Linked DNA regions of Homo sapiens: region 2 is linked to region 1. Evidence: chromatin loops called from intact Hi-C (ENCODE). Cell type or tissue: PC-9. All regions are shown on one strand. Region 1 overlaps CLIP2 (CAP-Gly domain containing linker protein 2). Region 2 overlaps CLIP2 (CAP-Gly domain containing linker protein 2).

Evidence for each region. A loop is a pair of places that touch in the nucleus more often than their neighbours do. Peaks named below come from ENCODE experiments on the same cell type or tissue, not always from the same donor. Only the 100,000 strongest peaks of a DNase experiment are listed, where the experiment ranks them.
Region 2: it touches region 1 in a loop (2.1-fold over the local background); 11 of 110 quality-filtered maps call a loop at or near these places.

Annotation. Positions count from the first base shown.
Region 1 is chr7:74,310,753-74,315,752 of GRCh38, reverse strand. All of the region lies in intron 1 of CLIP2 (CAP-Gly domain containing linker protein 2), which reads right to left. Among named protein-coding and RNA genes, the nearest start is that of CLIP2, 24 kb to the right of the region's middle. In PC-9, no CTCF peak of the experiment used is centred here; DNase peaks (open chromatin) are centred at 2,872 and 4,212; H3K4me3 peaks cover 1,243 bases; H3K27ac peaks cover 2,615 bases.
Region 2 is chr7:74,378,064-74,383,063 of GRCh38, reverse strand. CLIP2 (CAP-Gly domain containing linker protein 2) reads right to left here. Exons shown (of 17, transcript NM_003388.5): 11 at 2,201-2,258. Among named protein-coding and RNA genes, the nearest start is that of GTF2IRD1, 73 kb to the left of the region's middle. RefSeq lists enhancers at 1,763-2,263, 2,264-2,764. In PC-9, no CTCF peak of the experiment used is centred here; a DNase peak (open chromatin) is centred at 2,123; H3K27ac peaks cover 820 bases.

The DNA of each region.
Region 1 (5,000 bases):
CTAAAAATACAAAAATTAGCTGGGCATGTTGGCGGGCACCTGTAATCCCAGCTACTCAGGAGGCTGAGGCAGGAGAATCACTTGAACCCAGGAGGAGGAGGCTGCAGTGAGCCGAGATCGCACCACTGCACTCCAGCCTGGGCAACAGAGTGAGGCTCCATCTCAAAAAAAAAGAAAAAAGAAAGAAAAGAAAAAAAGAAAAAACAAGGGCCAGGTGTGGTAGCTCATGTCTGTAATCCCAGCACTTTGGGGGGCCAAGGCAGGAGGATCACTTGAGCCCAGGAACTCAAGACCCACCTGGGCAACATAGTGAGACCCTGTTCTCTACAAATAATAAAAACAAAATATTTTTAAAAGGGCTAAAAGCAAAGATTACATATTAATCATGGCAAAAAAAAAAAGTGTGTGATGCTTGCTAGTACAGTAACCTCAGAATCAAAAGCTTTGTGTCTTTATTATTTTTTTAAATGTATTTTTGTGACGGACTCTCGCTCTCTCGCCCAGGCTAGAGCGCAGTGACAGCATCTCGGCTCACTGCAACCTCCACCTCCCAGGTTCAAGCCATTCTCCTGCCTCAGCCTCCCAAGTAGCTGGGATTACAGGCACCCGTCACCACGCCCGGCTAATTTTTGTATTTTTAGTAGAGACAGGGTTTTGCCATGTTGGCCAGACTGCTCTCAAACTCCTGACCTCAAGTGATCCTCCCGCCTCGCCTCCCAAAGTGCTGGGATTACAGGCGTGAGCCACCACGCCCGGCCAGCTTTGTGTCCTTATGATGAAGCACAGAAGAGCTTATAGGAGCACCAGCGCTTTACAAAAGGGACTCTGGAGAGGAGCAAAGCCTCCAGGCATGATGCTATCTGTTTAGGGGGTCAGGGGGCAGCAAGATGGGACTGGCTGCAGGGGGCCGGAGGGGTGGACAAGCCCCCCACCCCCAGGCCTCTTCCCCACTATCCTATACTCACAAACTTTCCTGCACCCAATGTTTCCAGAAGGCTCACCATGAGCCAGGCCCCATCTCTGCCCCAGAGCTGCAGGCAGGACTCGGCCTCTGCCCTGGGGAGCACCGTCCAATGGGGAGAGAAAATTCAGAGCACCATAGTCGGATGGAGGATTCCAGGCAAAAGCATCCTCATGTCTGGACCTCGGAAACACAGGAAATCTCTGATACAGGAGATGCCCTTGTCTGTCCAGCCATATCTGTGGTCACAGATTTTGAAGAAACCTTTTCTTCACTCATTTTGTTATTATTATTATTTTTAGAGACAGGGTTTTACTCTGTTGCCCAAGCTGGAGTGCAGTGTCATGATCTCAGCTCACTGCAACCTCTGCCTCCTGGGTTCAAGTGATTCTCTTGCCTCAGTCCCCTGAGTAGCTGGGACTACAGATATCTGCCACCATGCCTGGCTAATTTTTGTATTTTTTGTAGATGTGGGGTTTCACTATGTTGGCCAGGCTGGTCTTGAACGCCTGACCTTAAGTGATCCTCCCACCTCTGCCTCCCACAATGCAGGGATTACAGGCATGAGCCACCGCACCCGGTCCCTTTTCCCCAATTTTTTTTTTTTTTTTTGAGACAGAGTCACTTTGACACCCAGGCTGGAGTGCAGTGGCACGATCTTGGATCACTGCAACCTCCATCTCCTGGTTTCAAGCAATTCTTCTGCCTCAGCCTCTGAGTAAGTCAGACTACAGGCGCCCGCCACCAGGCCCGGCTAATTTTTGTATTTTAGTAGAGAGGGGGTTTCTGCCATCTTGGCCAGCCTGGTCTCAAACTGCTGACCTCAGGCAATTCTACCGCCTCGGCTTCCCAAAGTGCTGGGATTACAGGCATGAGCCACTGCTCCCAGCCTACATTTTCCCCATCCTTGGTTCATATGACTTATGTGGGTTGACCCGATTCCCACTCCTAGAGGGGATGCATAATGCAGGCCTGGCCATCAGAGAAGATCAGGTGAGGCGTCTCAGGGCCTAGGCTGTGGCTGAAACCTTTAGGAAGAATTCTCCCTGCTCTGGGGCTGCCTGGGTGTAGGATGGAAGCCAGAAGCTGCAGGGGCCATCCTGGTTACCGCATGGGAGAGCCTGCCAGGGAACGGTGCCAACACAGAGACAGCACAGCTGAGTCCCGAGGAGGGCCTAGATCCAGCTGAGCCTGAAGCTGGCCACTTGGGCTCTTCATTTTTTTTTTTTTTTGAGATGGAGTCTCACTCTGTCGCCCAGGCTGGAGTGCAGTGGCGCAATCTCGGCTCACTGCAAGCTCTGCCTTCCGGGTTCATGCCATTCTCCTGCCTCAGCCTCCCGAGTAACTGGGATTACAGGCACCTGCCACCATACCTGGCTAATTTTTTATATTTTTTAGTAGAGACGGGGTTTCACCATGTTAGCCAGGATGGTCTCGATCTCCTGACCTCATGATCTGCCCCCCTCGGCCTCCCAAAGTGCTGGAATTACAGGCGTGAGCCACTCCAGCTGGAGGCTGGAGTGCAGTGGTACAATTTCAGCTCACTGCAGCCTCAACCTCCCAGGCTCCCGAGTAGCTGGGACCACAGGTGCATGCCACCACCACCATCCCCTGCCCCGGCTAAGTTTACAAGTTTTTTGTAGAGACAGGGTCTCACTATGTTGCCCAGGCTGGTCCCAAACTCCTGGGGTAAAGCAATCCTCCCACCTCAGCCTCCCAAAGTGCTGGGATTACAGGTGTGTGCCACTGTACCTGGCCTTTTTTTTTTTCCTAAACCTATTTGAGGGACAATGTCATTTGCATTTCCAAAAAAATTCTGATGAATACAGATGCCAACCCACAATGCTCGCGTCAGGAATGTGCGTGAGGGCATCCGATGAGTCAGCAATGCTACTACCTGTCCTGGCACATCCGAGTGAAGGATCACTTCCTCCCTCAGACTGGCAGTTTTAAGAGCAGAGGAAAACAAGCTGCCCCCAGGCACACAGCAGTGGAGCCGACATGCCGGGGTGCGCCCACGAGAGCACTGGGCATGCCTGCCAGCCCTGGCCCTCAGGGCTGCTAAATCCAACATTCCAACGCCCCTGGTGCCCCGGGAATTCTGGGGGCCGGGAGTCAATCATGCTGGGGTACAAGGCTGCTCCCTTCGTCCTCAGAACCTGGCCCTCCTGGTGGCTTGTTCAATGAGGGAGCCGGACTGTGAGCTTTGGGCACAGCTCTCCGAGAGCTTGGTTAGGCTGGGTCAGCATTTCCAATGCCAGCAAAGGTGAGTGGGGATGGTCTCTGGTGACAGTAAATATCCCACCTTGTGGGTGACCAAATGAGCCTCCTGCTCCCGTGGCTCAGCTGGGGGACCCTCTCACCTAGGAATTCCAGATGCAGAGAAGGGAGAGCATTGCTGAGACTCAAGTGAGGTGCAAGGAACTCCCTCCGCCTCCTGACCCCCGCCCCCCCACCAGGGCCTCTTCTCTGCCCAAAATCCCTCCCACAGAGAAAACAGTTATAAATCGTATCTAATAACAAACTTTCATTATTTTATTTATTTATTTATTTGGAGACGGAGTCTTGCTCTGTCACCCAGGTGGTGCAATCTCAGCTCACTGCAATCTCCGCCTCCCAGGTTCAAGTGATTCTCCTGTTTCAGCCTCCCAAGTAGCTGGGACTACAGGCGTCCCATTGCCACCACATTGGCTAATTTTTGTATTTTTAGTAGAGATGGTGTTTCACCATGTTGGCCAGGCTGGTCTTGAACTCTTGACCTCAAATGATCCACCTGCCTCAGCCTCCCAAAGTGCTGAGATTACAGGTGTAAGCCATCATGCCTGGCCCGACTTGCATTCTTTTCTTTTTCTTTCTTTCTTTTTTTTTTTTTTTATTCTTGAGATGTGGTCTTGCTCTATCGCCCAGGCTGGAGTGCAGTGACACGATCATAGCTCACTGCAGCCTCCAACTCCTGGGCTCAAGCAATCCTCCCGTCTCAGCCTCCTGGATAGCTAGGACTACAGGTGCACCCTACCATGCCTGGCTAATTGTTTTTTATTTTTTGTAGAGACTGGGTCTAGCTACATTGCCCAGGCTGGTCTCAAACTCCTGGGCTCAAGCAATCCTCCTGCCTCTGCCTCTGGAAGTGCTGGGGTTACAGGTGTGAGCCACCACGCCCAGCCAGGGCTGGTATTCAGGAAACATAATGAACTCTGCAACTTGCTAAGAAGACAACAACCCAATTAAAAATGGGTGAAAGGTTTGAATATACATTTCACCGAAGAAGATATACAAACAGCCCATAAGCACATGAAAAGATGACTAACATCATTACTCATCCAGGCAATACAGATCAAAACAAGAGATACCACTTCCCATCAAGGGAAATGGCTAAAAATTTGAAAAGCTGACAATACCAAGTGCTGATGAGGATGCAGAACAACTGAAATGCTCGTAGTGTTGGTGGAAATAAAAAATGGTACAATCACTTCGGAAAACAGTTGGGCAGTTTCTTAAAAAGTTAAAAATAGTGGCCGAGTGCAGTGGCTCATGCCTGTAATCCCGGCACTTTGGGAGGCTGACGCGGGCAGATCACGAGTTCAGGAAATCGAGACCATTCTGGCTAACACAGTGAAACCCCATCTCTACTAAAAATACAAAAAATTAGCCGAGCGTGGTGGCAGACACCTGTAGTCCCAGCTACTCGGGAGGCTGAGGCAGGAGAATGGCGTGAACCCAGGGGGCAGAGCTTGCAATGAGCTGAGATCGCACCACTGCACTCCAGCCTGGGCAACAGAGCAAGACTCCGTCTCAAAAAAAAAAAAAAGTTAAAAATAGGAGCTCGAGGCAGGCAGATAGCTTGAGCCCAGGAGTTGGAGACCAGCCTGGGCAACATGGCGAAACCCCATCTCTACCAAAAATCCAAAAACAATTAGCAGGGCATGGTGGCGTGTGCCTGTGGTCCCAACTACCTGGAAGGCTGAGGCACAAGAATCGCTTGAACCCAGGAGGCAGAGGTTGCAGTGAGCCAAGATTGTGCCACTGCACTCTAGCCTGG
Region 2 (5,000 bases), 67 kb before region 1:
CTATTGCTCAGGCTGGAGTGCAGTGGCATGATCGTAGCTCACTGCAGCCTCCACTTCCTGGGCTCAAGAGATCCTCCCGCCTCACCTTCCCAAGTATCTGGGACTATAGCTGCATGCCACCATACCTGGCTAATTTTTGGAGGGGGGTATTTTTTGTAGAGACAGGGTCTCACTATGTTGCCCAGGCTGGTCTTGAACTCCTGGGCTCAAGCAATACTCCTAACTCAGCCTCCCAAAGTGCTGGGATTACAAGTGTGAGCCACCATACCTGGCCTGATTTTTTAAATATCTGCATGGCCAACACCACCATAAGAAAAAAGTAAAAAGGCAAATGACAAAGTGGGGAAAATGTCTGCAATGTCATACATAAAGAGCTTCTAAAAATCAGCAAAAAGATCAATAACCCAATCAGAAAAAAATGGTCAAAAGACACAAATAGAAATGCAAATAGAAGCCGGGCATGGTGGCTCATGCCTGTAATCCCAGCACTTTGGGAGACCAAGGCGGGAGGATCATGAGGTCAGGAGTTTGAGACCAGCCTGGCCAACATAGTGAAACTCCATCTCTACTAAAAAAAAAAAAAAAAAAAAAATTAGCAGGGCATGGTGGCATGCACGTGTAGTCCCAGCTACTCAGGAGGCTGAGGCAGGAGAATTGCTTGAACCTGGGAGGTGGAGGTTGTGGTGAGCTGAGATCGTGCCACTGCACTCCAGCCTGGGCAACAGAGTGAGACTCTGTCTTAAAAAAAAAAAAAAAAAAGACCAGCCCCAACATGGAGAAACCCCGTCTCTACTAAAAAAAAAAATACAAAAATTAGCCAGGCGTGGTGGTGCATGCCTGTAATCCCAGCTACTCAGGAGGCTGAGGCAGGAGAATTGCTTGAACCTGGGAGGCGGAGGTTGCAGTGAACTGAGATCGCATCATTGCACTCCAGCCTGGGCAACAAGGGTGAAACTCCGTCTCAAAAAAAAAATGCAAATAGAAATACCTCTTAACTTCATCCACATAAGAGAAAGGTGAGTTGAAGTTACACCTTTTACCTTTCAGATTGGCAAAGATCACAAAGTCTGATCAAACGTTTTGTTGATGGGAGTTTGAGGGGAAACAGGTTTTCAACCACAGCTGGTGGGAATTAAAATTGGTTGAGCCCAATGGAAGTCAAGGTAATTTTCTACAGTGGTGTTTGTAATTGACCAAGACTGGAAACAGTCTACCATCTTTGTAACTGACCAAGACTGGAAACAATCTGTGATTGTTATCGGAAACCAGCTAAATACACAATGGTACCTCCACACAATGGAATATTCTGTACCCTGTAAAAGAATGTACTACTGATAAGGAACCCTCTCCAAGATACATTGTTAAATGGAATAAATGAAGGAGCTGAAAGAATGGAAGATATGGTACCATTTGTGTCACTTGCTTGCTCGTACCTGCACAAAATATTTCTGGAAAGGGGATATAAAGAAGCTAACACTGCGCCTTCAGGGAGGGAAGAATAGAGAACAGTGAAGAGTTAGTTTGCCATATGCCCTTTGAACCATTTGAAGTTTAGACCTGTTTTTAAAGTTTAAACCAGCTAGGCACGGTGGCTCATGCCTGTAATCCCAACACTTCGGGAGGCCAAGGCGGGCGGATCACGCAGTCAGGAGATCGAGACCACCCTGGTCAACATGGTGAAACCCCGTCTCTACTAAAAATACAAAAATTAGCTGGGCATGGTGGTGCATGCCTGTAATCCCAGCTACTCGGGAGGCTGAGGCAGGAGAATCGCTTGAACCAGGGAGTTGGAGGTTGCAGTGAGCTGAGATCACACCACTGTACTCCAGCCTGGCGACAGAGCGAAACTCCGTCTAAAATAAATAAATAAATAAAAGTAAAGTATAAACTAAATAAATAAATAAAAATAAAATATAAACCAAACAAATAATAAGGTTTGATATTCCATTAAGTTTACTATTCCGTTAAATCTGTTTCAAAAGAAAAAGAAAAAAAAGACAGCAACTTGGAAGGCTGGTGCAATGCCTATCCCTCCGTAAACTGGCCTCCTCCCTTGCAGGAGTACATAGCTCACAGCACACAGGAGGTGACTCTTACCAAATGGCAGATGATGCAAACCAAAATGTGACCCAGCAGGAAGGCAGAGCCAGCCAGCCTCTTCCCAGAGCCCAGAGTCCCGCCCGGCCTGGTGGCCACTCACCCTCCACAGTTTCCTTCGTCCTGATCGTCTCCTCTGAAATGTCATTCGACTCAATCATCTGCAAAAAGAGCCCCTGTAAGGGGGATGCTCACCTCTGCCCCTTGGCCCCAGCCCCAGCCAGCCCAGCAAGCACACCTGCAGTTTGCACACCCTACTCCTACAAAGGGGGACCTCAGTGACGGACTCAGGGACTTGCTGCGGTGGCAGGGAGTGCAGACGTCCTCAGTCGGACCTCCCTGACAACAGAGGACCCCCATTCTGCACCCAGCTCTGCTGAAGGCCGCCTGTGCAGCTTATACATGAATACCTCCTACCCTTCCTTTGTTGAAAATGTTTATTATATTAAACAGATGGCTCCTTCCCTGCAATGCCTACAGAAATTTGTCCTGGGAATTTGTTTCTCTGTCTCCCAGAGACAAGACTTCTGGCCTCAGTTTCCCATCCATCAAACAAATATTGGCTGCTTTGGGTTAGTGTGTGCACAGCGTGCTTGGGGCCACCTCCTGGAGGGACTTCATTAAATGCTAGCTTCTTTCTCTCCAACATTTCTTTTTAATAATAAACCCAGAGGCCAAAGAAGAAAAGACCTATTAAAAAAAAAAATCAGCCTGGCACACATCACTATGACAAAAGTCAAAACACAACCAATAGGCTCCCTGCCACTCTTGGCAGGAGTTTCCAGTCTCCTGCCCAGGCTGGCTGTCCTCCGAGCCAGCCAGAGTCTGGCACTGCAGATCAGGGAAGCACAGAGCTGAGTAGGCAGTCACCTCTATCATCCTGCCCCTCATACTTCTGTTCATACATCCCAAGTCCCATTTGAGTCTCAATTAGTTGTAATGAACTAAGCCCCTTGGATCATAATTTATATACGATGCAGTAATGAGGCTCACACTAAATTTTTCTTTTTCTTTTTTTTTGAGAAGGAGTCTCGCCCTGATATCCAGGCTAGAGTGCAATGGCTCAATCTCAGCTCACTGCAACCTCCACCTCCCGGGTTCAAGCGATTCTCCTGCCTCGGCCTCCCGAGCGAGTAGCTGGGATTACAGGTGCCCACCACCACGCCCAGCTAATTTTGGGGTTTTTTTATTATTATTTTTTGAGATGGAGTCTCACTCCGTCGCCCAGGCTGGAGTGCAGTGGCGTGATCTCGGCTCACTGCAACCTCTGCCTCCAGGACTCTGAAGCGATTCTCCTGCCTCAGCCTCCCGAGTAGCTGGGACTACAGGCGCCCGCCACCATGCCCGGCTAATTTTTTGTATTTTTAGTAGAGACGGGTTTTCACCATGTTGGCCAGGCTGGTCTCAAACTCCTGACCTCAGGTGATCCACCTGCCTTGGCATCCCAAAGTGCTGGGATTACAGGTGTGAGCCACAGCACCTGGCCACTAAAATAATTTTTAAAATTCCCATATTTACTACCTGAGACCAAAAGTCCAGTTGTGCTTAGGCCTAAACCTCTGAACATGGGGACATATGCGTTTAGACTAAGCCCCAGTGTATACAGAAAATCAAGAGATGGGCTTTTTTTTTTTTTTCCAGACGGAGTCTCCCTCTGTTGCCCAGGCCGGAGTGCAGTGGCACGATCTTGGCTCACTGCAACCTCCACGTCCCGGGTTCAAGTAATCCTTGTGCCTCAGCCTCCTGAGTAGCTGGGATTACAGGTGTGAGCCACCGCGCCCGGCCAGGAGATGGGCTTTCTGGGGCCACTACTACTTCTTGGTCCAAGGGCACCTGTGAATGAGGGGCAGGGACTGGGGGAGGCATCCTCAGGCCTCTGTCCCCCATGCTCTGTGGAACCACAGCAACCTCAAACCTCCCCGCTCAGGGAATTCAGTTCCTGAGTTGCAGGCTGTTTCTGCCTGCCCTGAACAGCTAATCAGGCCATGTGCACGTAAGCTAATTTGGGTTTCTTCCTTTTCTTTCAGCCCAGGATCCTGGAAGAGCACTTGCTAAAAAACAAAATCCCTTCCTGGGAGAAGGGGCAGGAAGGCCATTACAAGGGACCTCAAGGCATGATGCAAAAAGATTTCCTTTTAGACAAAAAAAGCCCCCTGGATTCATTAGTCCTGAGAACTTACTGCCCACATGCTAAATTCTCGGGTTTTTTTGGTTTGTGTATTTTCTTGAGTCACAGCCTCACACTGTCACTCAGGCTGGAGTGCAGTGGTGCAATCATAGCTCACTGCAGCCTCAAACACCTGGGCTCAAGTGATCCTCTTGCCTCAGCCTCCAGCGTAGCTGGGGACTACAGGTACACTACCACTGTACTCGGCTAATTTTTTATTTTTGTAGAGATGGGGTCTAACTATGTTGTCCAGGCTGGTCTCAAACTCCTGGCCTGAAGCAATCCTCCTGCCTCAGCCTCTCGAAATGCTGGAATTATAGGTGTGAGCCACCACACCCACCCCTAAATTCTGGTTTGAATATACATGAGGGTGGTCAGGTGCAGTACCTACTCCCTGTAATCCCAGCACTTTGGGAGGCAAAGGCGGGCAGACAGCTTGAGCCCAGGAGTTTGAGACCAGCCTGGGCAACATGAGGAAACCCCATCTCTACAAAAACTATAAAAATTAGCCAGGTGTGGTGGGGCACACCTGTGGTCCTGGCGACTTGGAAGGCTGAAGTGGGAGGCTCGCTCAAGCCTGGGAGGTTGAGACTGTAGTGAGCCATGATCATGCCACTGCACTCCAGCCTGGGAGACAGAACAAGACCCTGTCTCAAAAACAAAACCAAAAAAAAGGCCAGGGATGGTGCCTCACGCCTGTAATCCCAGCACTTTGGGAGGCCGAGGCGGGCAGATC